Linked DNA regions of Mus musculus: region 1 is linked to region 2. The links are chromatin loops, found by intact Hi-C in ENCODE. Cell type or tissue: gastrocnemius. All regions are shown on one strand. Links, peaks and the distances in the headings refer to the core of each region. The heading gives the core; the rest is flanking DNA.

Evidence for each region. A loop is a pair of places that touch in the nucleus more often than their neighbours do. Peaks named below come from ENCODE experiments on the same cell type or tissue, not always from the same donor. Only the 100,000 strongest peaks of a DNase experiment are listed, where the experiment ranks them.
Region 1: it touches region 2 in a loop (4-fold over the local background); 4 of 42 quality-filtered maps call a loop at or near these places.

What each region holds. Positions count from the first base shown.
Region 1 is chrX:76,561,762-76,570,013 of GRCm38, reverse strand. No RefSeq gene overlaps it. Among named protein-coding and RNA genes, the nearest start is that of Cldn34d, 37 kb to the left of the region's middle. In gastrocnemius, for the core only: no CTCF peak of the experiment used is centred there; no DNase peak of the experiment used is centred there.
Region 2 is chrX:76,623,643-76,631,894 of GRCm38, reverse strand. It overlaps the pseudogene Gm14716. Among named protein-coding and RNA genes, the nearest start is that of Cldn34d, 25 kb to the right of the region's middle. In gastrocnemius, for the core only: no CTCF peak of the experiment used is centred there; a DNase peak (open chromatin) is centred at 4,229.

The sequences.
Region 1 (8,252 bases), core at 2,186-7,185, 62 kb after region 2:
ATTTCAAGAGAGGAGCTCCTTGTCACCTGCTGAACCCAATAATCACAAGCACCTCAATAGACCTTGAGAAGATGCTGGCCCCTTTAAGAGTGGATTTTCAGAGAAGCTCCTGGCAAGGCTTCTCCAGCTGTGTTAGGCTCCTAACTAATGGGGCAACAAAGGCCATTTGAGACTGTTTTTTATTTATTTTTCTTTTTCTCTTTCTTTTAAGTGAATTAAAACTAAATCAACGGCTGAACAACCAGCAGATAAAATATTAACCATTTTTTTTTCTTTTGAACATGAAACACAGAGCAACAAAACACCAAATGAAAACATGAACTTAATATAAAACAGTTTTGATGGACATGGACAGATTGGTGCACCAAGGACAGACAATAGACAGAGAGAGAAGAAAATTAGATGTCCCAAAGGGACCCAGATATCCTACCAAAGAGTCCCAGAACAAAACATTCCTCCAGTAGGTAACAGAGAGGAGGCAGGACGTCTCCTGACCTCCTCTTGTCCCTAGGAGAGGTCTGAAACAGTTTACATTCATTTTCCTTCTCTTTTGCCAAAGCATCCCCAGATAGTCAGAGAGAATTGTTTTTCTTAAACCGATTCTCAGGTGTAAGCTGCCTCTAGTCCGGGTCCAAAGACTAAAAGCATGTATGAGAATTACCTTTGCTTCTTTTATCCAGAAGGCAACCAAATTTAAGTTTTCTTCTTTTTTTTCCCATTTAAGTTCATTTTGTCTTTCTCAACTACTATTAGAAGTGTTGTTGATTTAACAACGGGGATCATAATATTAACCAAAAAAATGACTATGTTCCTGTAAGAGCTAAAATTTTCCAATAGCTTCTCAGGTAGATGTAGGATTTCTTGACAACTTTTTCCCTGATATGGTGAGCTTGTGTATTGACTTGAGTTTATTTGAGTATTTTATATCCTGTCACAATCACTGTGATTTTAAATATGCAATTGTTCTGTTGTGTCTGGAAAAAATATTTTTTAAGTTATCTACCTATTCTGGCTCTTAAAAATCTTTGCATCACTTCTCCTGTGATGATCCCATAACCCTGGTGTGCTTGTGTGTGTGTGTGTGTGTGTGTGTGTGTGTGTGTGTGTGTGTTATAATCCAATTTGGTATGAACAATCTATAGTCTCTCATTTTCTGAACATTGGACACTTGAAACTCCAAGTGATTTTCCAGCTACTATAGGAAGCATGCTCTGATGATGTTTGATATATTCATGGCTCTATGTGTATATTTTTAGGTGATTAGGAGTTATTTTAGTAATATGTCAATTTAGCAAAATAAAAATATTATGTTCTCCCCTAGAACTTATTTAGGTAGAGGATCTTGGCCCCATTAACAGTGCCAGGGATGGGTTTTAGCTCATGAAATAGGCCTTAGATCTGAGAAAAAAAGGTTTCCTTACTCATATTACATTCATACAACTATTACATATGTATATATTTCTTAGCCAGTTGTTACTGTAGCTTACAGGATTCACAGATGGAAAGATTGATGGTTACCTTTTTACTCTAATAGTATGTATATCTTCTTCTAGCACAATGAAATCTGTCTAATAAGCATGGCACGTTCAAGAACCAGCTTTATTCCTCCATGTTTTGGAACTTCAATGTATGCTGCCTTTGTCAGGTGGGGTGGTGGTTGGGGTAACCAATAAGCAGGCAGGCAAGGGAATTGGCCTTGGTGACCCACCAAGAGTTCTGGGTTAGACTCTATATTGTCAGTGCCAGAAAGGGTGATAGACTGGGTGACTGATATGTAGGTCACCTTTAACTTAGCACTCTGACCTTCAAAATTCTAACAACAACAACAACAACAACAATTCATTAAAACCCCAAGTATTCAACAGCTTTCAGCTCAAATCTCTTAAATTTTCTATAATCCTCCAAGAAAATAGACCAAACACTCATATTGTTTGTTAAGTCTATCACAACAACACCATCATCTTCTTGCTACCAGATTTTTTTGTTTTGCTGTATAAAACACTGTCACCAAAAACAACTTGGAGATCAAAGAGTTTATTTGGATTACACTTCAAGTCCATCGCTGAGAGTGTTCAGATTAGGAACTCAAGGAAGGTGCCCTAGAAGAACATTGCTTGCCTGGTCCCTTACTGGCTAAATAAAACCTCATCCCTATCCAATTTTCTAATACAGCCTAGAACAACCTGCCTAGAGAAGGTGTCAACTAAATTGGGCTACACTATCTTGCATCAATTAATAATCAAGACAATTCCTCTCTGATATGTCCACTGATCAATCTGATAAAGACATTTACTCAAGTGAGACTTTTTTCAGTGATAAGGCTGTGGCAAGTTGACAGTCACTACTAACTAGACAGGCACTAATTTGGGTAAGTACTATTAAATACTAATGTTTCTGGGTGACATCTTCAAAAGTCTATTTAATTTTGTGGCCACTATCAGTGCTAGAGAAAAGCAATACATACCATGACTAAAAAAGTTACTGAAGTGTCACAGGTCCTCCTAAAAGAAAATAGCCCAAGAATTGATCTTCTATATTCATTACATATGGGTAATGGATCATCTTTCTAGATTACTTTTCTATTTCTGTGACCAAAGGTAGCCTATAGAAGGTTTATTTGGGCTTTCAGTTCAAGGGGGATAAGAGTCTACCATGGTGAAGAAGTAGCAGCAGACAAGCATGCATAGTAATTAGAGTAACAACCTGAGAAATTATATTGAGAACTGCAAACACAAAGGGAGAAAGAGAGAGAGAGAGAGAGAGACAGAGAGACAGAGAGAGAGAGACAGAAAGAGAGACAGAAAGAGACATACAGAGAGACAAACAGGGAGAGACAGAAACACAGACAGAGACTGATAGATACAGGGAGAGAAAGAGATGGAGAGAGACAGAATCAGAGAGAGAACTGAGAATAACATATGGCTTAGTAAACTCAAAAGTAATCTCCAGTACCATCTTTTTCTAACAAGGCCATGCCTTCTAAACCTAACCAAACTTCTCCACCAACTAAAGACTAAATATTAATATTTGCCCCTATAGGGCACTCTTATTCAATCTACATAACATCCTTTACATCTACAATTTATATCCTTTACATCCTTCAATCTACATAACATCTGTGACTCAGCAGATGTCTAAGAACCAAGAGATAAAATATTATCAGCAAGGAGCAGGTGGGAGAGCCATCTTGGGTCCCGGATCCCTCAGAGACTAGTCTGCACAGGTTAGAGTGTGGACTACAGAAACTACACAACTTCTGGGACAGGCAGAAGCAACACAGCTTCTGGGAGAGACCCAATTATGAGCTCCAGACATCCGAGCTTCTTTCCTGCCAGAGAAGAGGTGTCTGCCATGGAGGGCTCTGCTGGAGCCGATTGGGGAGCCATCTTGGGACTTGGATCATTTAGAGATTAGTCTGTGCAGGTGAGAGTGTGGACTACAGAAGCTACACAGCTTCTGGGACAGGCCCTGTTTCTGGCCTTCATCTTCAACCATGAGGCAGGTCCAAACGCCAGATATCTGTGCACCTTCTCTGCAAGAGGAGAGATTGACTGCAGAGAGTACTTTGACCACTGAGACTCAGGACAGAGCTAGACTCCCAAGTCTGCCGACAGAGGCTAACAGAATCACAAGAGGAACAAGCTCCAACCACAGACAACTATAACAACTATCTTCAGAGATTACCAGGTGGCAAAAGGCAAACAAAAGAATCTTACTAACAGAAACCAAGACCACTCACCATTATCAGAACCCAGCACTCCCACCTCAGCCAGTCCTGGATACCCCAACATACCCGAAAAGCTAGACCTGGATTTAAAAGCATATCTCATGATGATGGTAGAGGACATCAAGAAGGATTTTAATAACTCACTTAAAGAAATACAGGAGAACACTGCTAAAGAGGTAAAAGTCCTTAAAGAAATACAGGAAAACACAACAAAACAGGTGATGGAATTGAACAAAACCATCCAAGACCTAAAAAAGGGAAGTAGACACTATAAAGAAAACCCAAAGTGAGACAATGCTGGAGATATAAAACCTAGGAAAGAAATCTGGAACCATAGATGCAAGCATCAGCAACAGAATAAAAGAGATAGAAGAGAGAATCTCAGGTGCAGAAGATTCCATACAGAACATGGACACAAAAATCAAAGAAAATGCAAAATGCAAAAAGATCCTCATTCAAAACATCCAGGAAATCCAGGACACAATGAGAACACCAAACCTATGGATAATAGGAGTAGATGAGAATGAAGATTTTCAACTTAAAGGGCCAGCAAATATCTTCAACAAAATTATAGAAGAAAACTTTTCAAAACTAAAGAAAGAGATGCCCATGAATATACAAGAAGCCTACAGAAATACAAATAGACTGGACCAGAAAAGAAATTCCTCCCACACATAATAATCAGAACAACAAATGCACTAAATAAAGATAAAGTATTAATAGCAATAAAAGAAAAAGGTTAAGTAATATATAAAGGCAGGCCTATCAGAATTACACCAAACTTCTCACCAGAGACTATGAACAGCAGAAGATCCTGAACAGATATTATGCAGACCCTAAGTGAACAAAAATGCCAGCCCAGGCTACTATACCCAGCCAAACTCTCAATTACCATAGATGGAGAAACCAAAGTATTCCAGGATATAACCAAATTCAAACAATATCTTTCGGGAAATCCAGCCCTTCAAAGGATAATAAAGGGAAACTCCAACACAAGAATGGAAACAGAACCCTAGAAAAAGCAAGAAAGTAATCCTTCAACAAACCTAAAAGAAGACAGCTGCAAGAACAGAATCCCAACTCTAACAACAAAAATATAAGGAAGCAACAATTACTTTTCTTTAATTTCTATAACATCAATGGATTCAATTCCCCAGTAAAAAGACATAGACTAATAGACTGGCTATAAAAACAGGACCCAACATTCTGCTGCTTACAGGAAACCCACCTCAGGGAAAAGGACAGACACTACCTCAGATTGAAAGGCTAGAAAACAATTTTCCAAGCAAATGGTCTGAAGAAACAGGCTGGAGTAGCCATTCTAATATCGAATAAAATTGACTTCCTACCCAAAGTTATCAAAAAAGACAAGGAAGGGCACTTCATACTCATCAAAGGTAAAATCTACCAAAATGAACTCTCAATTCTGAATATCTATGCTCCAAATAAAAGAGCAGCCACATTCATTAAAGAAATTTAAATAAAGCTCAAAGAACACATTGCGTCTGAGGCGGCGCCATCTTCGGCTCCAAACAACCGACCACCTTCCTGGTGAGAGCACAGGGGTCCGCCCGGGGTCGAGAGGTTTCTGCCTCAGGCTCTGCGGGAGCCACCTTGGCTCCGGGACTCTGCGGAGGGCAGGCTGCATGGGTGAGGGTGTGGAATACAGAGGCCAGCAGTTTCTGGGACAGGTGAGAGCCAGAGACCTTCTGAGGCGGCGCCATTTTCGGCTCCAGACAACCAGCCACCTTCCTGGCCAAAGCAACATAGCTTCTGGGAATGATGACACACAGCCATATGTAACTTCAGTTCCAAAAGATCTGATGCCTTCTGACCTAAGCAGAATATTCATTAACATAATATTAAGTAAATAGTGAATTAATAAATAAAATAATTGTTGCTTGTCATAGCTTTAGTCATGTCACACTGACATTTAAATGGCTAAAGCATGTCACTTGGCTAAAGGAAAACCAGTCAAACCCCCTGAACAAACACCTTCATGTAAGGTGCCTATCACTTCCTAACTCCCTGTTTTGTATATGACTTTACATAAATGAGTGCCTATGTCCTGTTTATAAGTAGAGATAAACTGTAGTCTAAAGAGTGAATGTGCTAATGTTCACAGCCTTCTGAAGACAGCGAGTCTAGTTTGTAGGTATAGTAGTTATGTATATTTACAGGTATACATTATAGAACTACTACTTAAAATGGCACATAATTGCTTAGTCTAACATGGCCATAGGAGGGACAGTATGACATGGTTTTCCACCCCTAGAACAGAACCAGCAGCATGTATGCCTCCATATGTGTTGATTGTTGCTATGGTCATAAATATTGTTTGTATAATAGCATACTCTGTGATAATCAGAGGCAACATGAGTCCAGGAGGCAAGGGTTTGTCTATACCTCAGCAAAATGATTGAAAATTGTGACCTTCGAACAGCCCTTAAGGCTGTGGGAAAGAATGCTTAAAACATGAGATCAAAAATATATTATTTTTAAATTATACAAAATATAAGGATGAAATATCAATTGTATAAGACGTGTCATAGATCAGTGTCAGAGAACAGACACATCTGTATTATGATCCAGCTCCTCAGAAAGATACTAAAGAAGGAGATTTAGGGCATGGTGATTATAAGGCAAGATCCCACTTAACTAAGATTTTTGTTTCTGCTTACAGAGGCATGATTCCTGAGTTCAAGGTCAGCCTAGAACAGAGCCAATTTAAGTACAGGCCTGGTTGGAATAGTAATTTTAGGGTGGTGTTCCCACCTAGATATTTTATTGTTTGTGCTTGTGGTGCTGTCTTTTTCTAAGAATCATGTAGTTGGGGTCATGAGATACTGATTTATCGGACAAGAAAAAGGGAACCTAGGGTAAAGACTGAATTCATATGTAAAATAAAAGACTGGGTTTTTGGTGTGAAGTGTGTATTTTTATAAATAAACAAACAAACACCACCATCCATGCTAAACCTGCTAATTGTTAGCATCAGTGGTCTTATGAACCACCCAGTGCTCAGCCCCAAGCAGACTTTTTGACCTTGTTTTTGAGGTTGGCTGCTACAATGCTGCTCACAATTCATAGGCCATGTGTCCCCTGTGGCAAACCTGTAGAAAGACAACTACCACTGATTCTGATCTCCTTGGCCGTGTAAAATGATTACACCAAAGACTTGTAATAACCAACCAGATTTATAAGAGTAAATCTTCAACCCCAAAATGCCCAGAGAAAGAAAACAAAACTCAATTGATGTAAATGCAAGCTACACACCTAGATTGGGCAAAGGTACCCTACATTATTCTATGGCCCATCTGCATAAACCCTAGATACTTGAGTTATCTCCAGACCATGTGGGTCACCTCCATCTTCTCCTTCTTCAATCTTCTCCTATCCTCCGTCCCACTCTCTCTTCTCCATCTCTCAGATACCAAAGTTACTTGGCATCATCAGAACCAAACTCTCCCTCCATAGCAAGTCCTGGATACACCATCACACCTGAAAAACAAGATATGAATCTAAAGTCACTTCTCATGAAGATGATGGAAGATTATAGGAAAAGAAATAAATAACTCCCATAAAGATACAGGAGAACACACAAAGTCAGGTGAAAGAATTGAACAGAACCATCCAGGATCTAAAAATAGAAGTAAAAACAATAAAGAAATCAGAAAGGGAGACCACTCTGAAAATATAAAACCTAGGAAAGAAGTCAAGAGCATAACCAACAGAAGACAAGCAATAGAAGAGAGAATCGCAGGTGCAGAAGATACCATAGAAAACATTGACACAACAATCAAAGTCAATGTGAAATGCAAAACAATCGTAACCCAAAACATCCAGGAAATCAAGGACACAATTAGAAGACCAAACCTAAGGATAATTGGTATAGATGAGAAGGAAGATTTCCAACTTAAAGGGCCAGTAAATATCTTCAACAAAATTATAGAAGAAAACTTCCTCAACCTAAAGTAAGAGATGACCACGAACACACAAAAAGTCTACAGAACTCCAAATGGTTTGGACCAGAAAAGAAATTCCTCCTGTCCCATAATAATCAAAACACCAAATGCACAAAACAAAAACAAACAAACAAAAAAAGAATATTAAAACCAGTAAGGGAAAAAGGTCAAGTAACATAAAGGCAGACCTATCAGAATTACACCAGACTTCTCCCCAGAGACTATGAAAGCCAGAAGAACCTGGGCAGCTGTCATACATACACTAAGAGAACACAATGCCTGCTCAGGATACGATATCCAGCAAAACTCTCAATTACAATAGATGGAGAAACCAAGGTATTCCATGACAAAATCAAATTTACACAATATCTTTCTACAAATCTAGCCCTTCAAAGGATTATAAAGGGAAAACTTCAACACAAAGAGGGAAACTAAACTCGAGAAAAAGCAAGAAAGCAATCTTTCAACAACCCTAAGGAAAATAGCCACGTGAAAAGAATTCTAACTCCAGCAAAAAAAAAAAAAAAAAAAAAAAAAAACAGGAAGCAACAGTTACTTTT
Region 2 (8,252 bases), core at 1,584-6,583:
TACTTTTATTTTCAATTTTGACACTCTTTGCTTTAGAAATTATTTTAGATTTAGCACTTCCTAGTCTGTGACCCTGACCTGACAAGGGCATAGAGTATTATTTTTTTTTTGATCTTTGACTTTAACTCTACATCCTTTGTATCAACAATTTTTCATAATTCTGAAGGTATTCTCCACCCCCTTTTGATGGATTTCTGAAACTGCTGTCTTGCACTTTAGAAGTCAGAGTAACTTCTAAAATAATCTTTGAGTCCATATTCCCACAATTTTATATTTACATCTCCCTGTTTCTTCTGTTTAGTGGACAAGCATTTGGCACTAACCTTCTCTGCTTCCTCAAAAAGGCTTTCAAAAATTATTCACAGTCCTTTGTTGATTATCTTTGAGGGGCAAATTATCTGGAAGTTCTGTTTCATGAGCCCATATTTCTTTTATACTTTCAAGATTATCTACTAATTTTTTCTTCCTGCTACTCAGAGTGTGGCTCTGTAGCCGAGTCTTCAGGCCACTGTAGGCAACAAATGACACCCTGGTTGTTAAGCTGAAGCCCCTCAGTCCAGGGGTGCCTAGAGACCCTCTTGGCATCAGCAGACTTGCAGCAGAGCCAGAGTTGATTTTTGAGGCAAATGATTTTATTGCATGCTGCAGCTCCCTTCCTTCTACATTCTTTGTTCTGTAGAACATTGGCTGCAGCATGGATACAATATCAGTATACCTTTTGCATCCTAACTTCCCTGTGCTTCACCATTGACGCTGGGGATAGGATGAGAGCTGAGGATCTTGAACAAATGCAAAAGTCTAAAATTTGCCAATATGAAGTCAGGCACTTGTGCACATCTTCTGCCTCAGGTTCTATTGTATTAGTTCTGAGGTTTCTGACCTATATTATAGCTAGGAATGGGGTTTCTTTAGTGTTATTGCATTCGTGGTTCTAGTGCACAGTGGAGGTACTATTTCCATAATGGAGTATCTTTATTCAATGCAAATGAGGACCCTCTTGTGCTTTTGATCCTTTGGGCAGATACTGTGTCTCAGGCTGGGGATCACACCTCTGCCTAGAAACAGCTAAGTTATTGTGTCACAACCTTGTGGCAGATAACTGCTGGAATTTTTTTTAAGGCAATACTGCACTAAAGTGGATTTTAATTGCTCATGCACTCAATAGATCCTCATGGTTTTCTTAGCATGCTTGTGAACCAGCCTACTATATTTCCTAAAGAACAGTGTAGTGGTTTCCTGCACTCTTTGGTGTCCTGGAGAGCCAAGGTCCTGATGACTAATGATGATCTGTGTCTGTAAGCTCCAGTGTCACTTAGGAATTCTGAGCTCATTACTTGTTAGAAAAAGGAAACATAGGAGACACTGAAATTCATATTTGGCATGGATATGAGTTGCTTACTGCCCAGGAGTCTGCATCTGGGCCTGAGACATATGGGGACTTGCATAGACTTCCTTCCTGTTATAAAAGAAAGCATGTGAGTTCCCGCTACACTAGGCTTTATACAACATTCCTAGATATCTGAGCCTCCTATGTAACCTCCTTTAGCCTAGATAGGCTGGTTCAGACCATATGCCTCTGAGGCAGGGCCACCTGCTGTGCTGCTTCTCATCACTCTCCTTTGATGTTATACTGCCTGCCACCTGTCCTGAGGCTGAACTGGTTCTCCAAGATAGACTGTTCTGAAAATTTCACATCTCTATATCAAGAAACTTGGCGTGACTAGGGATGGGCTTCCCTCTTTATAAACACAAATTTTATTATTAAACATTTGAACCTTGAGCAGACTAGCTTGTCTTGGTTCTATTATTTCTCTACCCACCTAGATTCCCTCTTCTCTTTCAGCTCCAAGATGCCTCCCAGGCTCGAACCTGGACATGAGAGCTGCAGGCCGGCCCCAACAATTTGGAAAACTAACACAGGACCTGGGAATAGCTGAGGATGCTGGAAGAAACACTGCTGGTATAGAGATAGAAAATTCATACAGGAACCTGGAGAAGCAACGGGCAAAAGGTTGCTAAGGTGTGGTATGGTCTGATCTGGATCCACTCAGATTCATCAGTGATATCAGGATCTAGGAACATAACAGGCAGTCGGCTGCAGCTTCCAGAAGCTGCTTTTTAGGTGAGAGAAATAAAAGGGTTTAATAAACGGGATTAAATAATCAGGCAGATTGGCTGCTGTTGGAAACTGCATCAGGTGGGAGGAAAATGTTCCAGAGGCAGAGAGAAATGTTAGGGGACACCCTGCCTTTTTCTCTCTAGCCCTTACAGTAGTAGCTCTCTGCTCTCTGTGTTGTCTAGTGTCTAATGTCTGGTGCACTGGTCTGTTCACATGTTCAATTCATGTGTGTTCTTGTCTAGTCATCTGAATGACTGAATGTTTTGTGTTTCATGTTGGAAAAATAAAAGATGGCTAAAAATTTCTCTGCTGGTATAGCAAAGCCGAGAGTGGCTGACACTTTGACTGAGAATCAGGTACAGCAGGAGGGCTCCTGCTGGAAAAACTGTTTTTTAAGAAAGGGAATCTGCAGCTTCATGGTTTGGGGTCGAAAAAGCTGATAGGTATTTTTTTTCCTAAGAAAATTTCTCTACAATCGTGATTATTGCATTTAGCTAATGACAAAGTGCTTTATATTTTATAATTATAGCCAGAAAAAATAAAATTCTCTGATTGGTCTAAGTGTAGCCAATTCATTTGGTATCAGCTCATAAGTTATTGGTTAGGATTAAATAATTGTAACATTGGTAACAGAAGGTTAGCCTTAAGTTGGCAACTCAAGAGTCTTGTCAAACACATGGCATAAACGGGCCAAAAAACTGGGCCTCCTAAGATTCTTCTAGCTGAGATAATATTTAATGTGATTTTTATCCCAGAAAGTAGAATTAGATAAATTTAAAGCAATGTCTCTTTAATGAATCATTAAAGCTTGCACTGTCATGCATTCATAGGTATAAGTTGGCAGCCAAATCTTGCAATGTGGTTGTGAAGATTTAATGCTGATTCTAAAGTGATATATTGCTTTGAAATTGGGTATTGCTTTCCCAAGGCTGTAGATATTATTCTAATGTTGCATAAGAAACTTAAAAATCATGGTTAAAAATTGCCAGTGTTCCTTTAACTGCAGCTGGCAGTTTGATGGCAAATTTAAGATTTTATACTCACCCATATACTGTTAATTAAGATAATTACAAGAGTAATTATCTTATGAGAGCACTAAAACAGCTCTCTGTGGCTATACTGCCATACAAAGCTCAGGGAAGCCTCAGCAAGGTTTGTGTGACTTTCTTTTGTTTTGAAAACGGTGTGCCTAAGGAAGTTCTTGAAAATTGCCTCTCCTTGCCTCCAGGGGAATTTTCTTTTAGCTAAAAGAGCACTTTTGCAGATCTAGCCAAATGCTGTTTTAATAAAGTTAAAATTCAAAGTTTATAAAGGGTCAATCAGACTATAGAATTTATAAAGGCATTACAGGGCTGGTGAGGTGGCTCAGTGGATAAGAGCACCCGACTGCTCATCCGAAGGTCTGGATTTCAAATCCCAGCAACCACATGGTGGCTCACAACCATTCGTAACAAGATCTGACTCCGTCTTTTGAAGTGTCTGAAGACAGCTACAGTGTACTAACATATAATAAATAAATAAATCTTAAAAAAATAAAGGCATTACAATCTGGCTTGCCTACTTCATGTAAAGTTATTATAGGTTTAAAGTAACTGTTGCTCCAGAAAAGATTCTGAGGTAATATCTTTTTTAATATCTAGGGTTTTAGTTTACTACAGAAGGCTTTGCAGAAAATGAAAGCTTTTATAATTGTTCTCAATTATAATCAATGGTAATTAAATATTAGCTGCCCATTTTAGTTAATGGTTATTAAATGTGCCCACAGCAATTCTTTATCAGGCTGCATTGTGACTAAATGTGTGAAATCCTTAGCTGTCATTAAGCTGACCCTAAGCGGAGCAGCTTTATCCTTACTGTAAACATTTATCTGGTTCCTGTACATCCTTTTGAAGTCATTTTTTTTTTGTTTGTTTGTTTCATGTCAGGTAACTTCAAGGTACTTTGCCTGCTGTGACTTCTTACCCCTTTTATTTTCTGTATTTTTGGCAAGAGAAGACATTATTCTTATCCTCCCGGCCAGCAGGCTACTGGCTTCTGCAGGGTGGGGCCTTGGGACATGCAGCTTTCCCTGAGCATGGTGGCGTGGGAGGCTGCCAGAAAGCAGGTGGCTTTGGAGCGAACTCAGGGGAGGGCCGAGCTTGCCATTGCCCCCATGAGACTCCTCCCGTCCCTGCCAGGGTAGCCGTATATTTCCCACTAAGACTCGGGGTGCTCTGCCGCCCTCGCTTGGGCTTTCTAGCCTACAACAGATTGGGCTGCCTTCATCCCCTTCCACCTGAGAGAAAGGCCAAGGGTAGGTGCGGCCAAGGTGGCGCTCACCTCAAAGCACAGTTTCAGCATGCTATTAAAACTGCTATGGTGCTAATAACAAATTGTAAGATATATTCGTGTATTTTAGAAAACTTATAACAAAAATTGTGTCTTAACAGCCTAAGTGTCTGTTCCTTGTTCAAAACAGCAATTAAATTGGTTATTACAGAATATTTATAATTGATCTAATGCATACCATCATTTTGAATAAAATTGACAATCAATAACCCAAAGGTAAGTTAAAAATTGTTTTTATGCATGCTTCTGTATCTTCTATAAATTCATGCATGCATGCATTCCATTTACTCTGTTTAAAAACAACCCCTCTATGAGAAATAAGTAAATGTGAATTAGATCACACGCTTATTCTTTTCAGCTTCCCCCTGTTTCAGCACAGATAATTAAGTTGTGTGCTGTGGATGGTATTTAAAAATGCTGAACAAGCAAACCTTAATTTGTATATTAATAGGCAATATATCTCAGAGCTCACAATTGCTTAAGATTGTTTGTCCCTTGGATGCTATTAATTCTCAAATTTGCAATTGCTTATGCATATACAACTCATAAGTAAAAATGCTAGATTTATATCTCAGGCAATCTATAGGACCTACATATAATATAGATTGGATATATAATATCGTTATTTATATATTCAAAACAGTTATGGTTTAAGATAATAATTTAGTATTCTTGGAAATTGTGCATGTCAAATCGTAAAAAATTCGTTGCTCTTAGTGTCCTCAGTTACTACTTGTTTCCACATAATAGTGTTAATTCTTAAGGACTTATACTTTATAAACTGCTGCAAATAAATGCTCTTATTTATGAGTTAATAAATAAATAAATTAGACACATGTAACTATAAACAACTTTTCAAGCATTCTAGTTACAACTGCTCTTCAAGAGAAACAATTGAAAGTGCAATTAGTCACTGCCCATGTTACATTAATACTGACTATAACAGTCAAGTATTTGAGATGTTTTGTCAACATATTACTAATTAATTCTCAAGGACAAGGTATTGTGGAACTTTAAAACTCTAGATTCTTAAAAGACAAAGAAGGGGGAAATTATATCCTTGTACATATTATTTAGTGTATTCCCGTGCACATTATTTAAATCATACTTTTATTTTAGAATTTTGAAATTTGGATGTCAAAGAATTTAATAAATACCTTATAGTATCTTAAAAGGATCTACTTATTGGCATATGGCTTGATCCTGAATAGTTACCTTATTAAGAAAGGGAAAAGCATAGGTTTTCTTCACAGAACGCTGCAGAAGCATGATGGCTAATTCGTGTGACAAGCTGAGAGGTAAGGTCGCTCAGTGCCCTGACTTTAGTGACAAGGAAGCTGAATTGGGTACATGTTTTCGACCCATCCTTGCTTGCCATTTTTCCAGTTTGGACAAGCAAAGCTGCCTTGCTTCAAGTTTTTTAACCTTATGGTAAAAAGAACATCAGAGACTGTGTAATCTGACTTAGATTAGTCATATAACAAGAGTCATAGTGATCCTTCTCTTTCCCTCATTGTGACTAGTTATTCTAACTCAATCTTAGACTGGCCTAGTAATAATTCCAATATTAGAGATTCCTATTGAAGCTAGTTAAAATTCTTAGTTACGTAGCACAGTTAATTTGGAGCACAGCCTCCACTTCCACAGAATCTCTGGCTTTTCTGCTAATTCTCAAAGCCAGCTCCCCCACACTCACTGGGAGGCCAGAGTTTGATCGTTTCTAATTTGAAACTGAATAAAGTACCTGGGCTTCCACAAAGAAGCTTTTATACTGTTGTTTTTCACTACCCCACCTTTGTTTCTCAAGCAGGTCAGCCACTCCATTCAGCCTGACTGCAGCAGATGTAAAGCTTCACCTCCAACAGTGCAGGTGGCAGTTATTAATCTTCATCAAGAAGCATTTTAAGTACATATTGTGGCCTTTGTCTGATTTGGGATTAAGGTGTGCTTTGAGGGTGGGTTAGTCAATGATGGGCAACCAGATTTTGGAGCCATACCAATCTAAGACAGAGGTACATTCCAAAAGGCCGAGGCTGTTGATAATACATCACAGAGCCATGTTTTGTGTGTAATAAACAAAAACTAGCTGCACATAGCCTCCAAGACGGAATTGGATGGTTCGGGAAAATCTGAGATCCTAAGGCAGGCACAGCTGCCAGCCACCATAACTCCCAGGCAGGACTATAGAGCATAAATAAATTTTATGCCTCAGTCCAGTTTTGTTTACTATTATTTAAAGGGGGCAAATGTAACCACCTTCAGCCTAGATAGGCTGGTTCAGACCATAAGCCACTGAGGCGGGGCCACCTGCTGTGCTGCTTCCCATCACTCTCCTTTGATGTTATGCTGCCTACCACCTGCCCTGAGGCCAAACCGGTTCTCCAAGACTTTCCGGAGTTAACTGCAAACTGTGAATTTGGCTAGTTTCTGCTAAAAGGCTCTTCTGACAACTTCATATCTACATCAAGAAACTTGGCATGACTAGGGATGGGCTTCTCTTTTTAAGCGCAGATTTTATTATTAAACATTTGAACCTTGAGCAGACTAGCTTGTCTTGGTTCCATTATTTCTCTACCCACCTAGATTCCCTCTTCTCTTTCAGCTCCAAGATGCCTCCCAGGCTTGAACCTGGACATGAGAGCCACAGGCCGGCCCCAACACTCCTCAACTCCATACACAGCTTACTTCTTGCAGTCACATCCTGCCTTTGATATTCTTGCTTCTTCCCAAAGGATTGTGAAAATACCGATTACCCCATGCAACTCTCTTAATTGCTTATCCTGCCTTCCTACTAATTTCTCATTCATTATCCATTCTTTATCTTTTTTCTACTACAATCCATATGGTTCCAACTTAATCCTCTGTGTTACCATGGCACAAGTACAGACACAACTACTGACAAGATAGTACCCATCTCCTCTTGGATGCTGACACTTCTTGCCAACTGTGCCCACCTCCAGCCATCCTGTCTGATGGCTATCACCCTCAAACACATCATCATCATCTGTAAGACCACATCTTGATCCCAATCTAAGTGAATTGGAAAATATTGCAATGATGGAATGAACCTAGATGTACACATTTCGTTGGTGTACAGCAGCAAGCATTAAAGCACAGTATCTTTACTTTGGATGAATATGCATAGAAGCAGCAGTGATTAAAAAGAAAACAAAGAAGAAATACCACAGTCTAGTTGTAACCTGCTGTGTCTGGCATGGACAATGACACTGACCATCTCTTTGGGATCTCCAAGAAACCACTATGGTCTTAGTTTATTTCACAATCTCTTACTCCTCCCTGCCTCAACAAATCAATGTTTTCTTTTTAATCTCTAGGTCAGGATCTTCTTCAGCAGTGGTTTTCATCCTTTCTAATGCTGAAGCCCTTTAATGAAGTTCCTAAAAAAATTAGTCCATAACCATACAATTATTTTGATTGATACTTAATCACTGTAAGATTTCTGCAACTATGAGTCATAATGTAAATATCTGTTATGCAGGATATCTGATATATGACCCCTAATGGGGTGGCAGAAGAACCACTATTCTACAGCTTGTCTTTCAGAAGATATAGGGAGCTAGGGTAGTTGGCTTCAGCTTTTAGCCCAGTTCTCAATGAAGTTACCTGATGGCACAGTCTGTGATCTGTATATAAGATGTCCAAATAGTAATGACTTTTCTCTGTCTGAACTCTAGACTCTTACCTGAGAATCTGAAAGCCGGAAAGGTACACATACCTGGGTAAGTTTTTTTTTCCTCTGTTCATATCAGATCTGCCATCTGCCTAGTTTGAAGGCATTATTGGA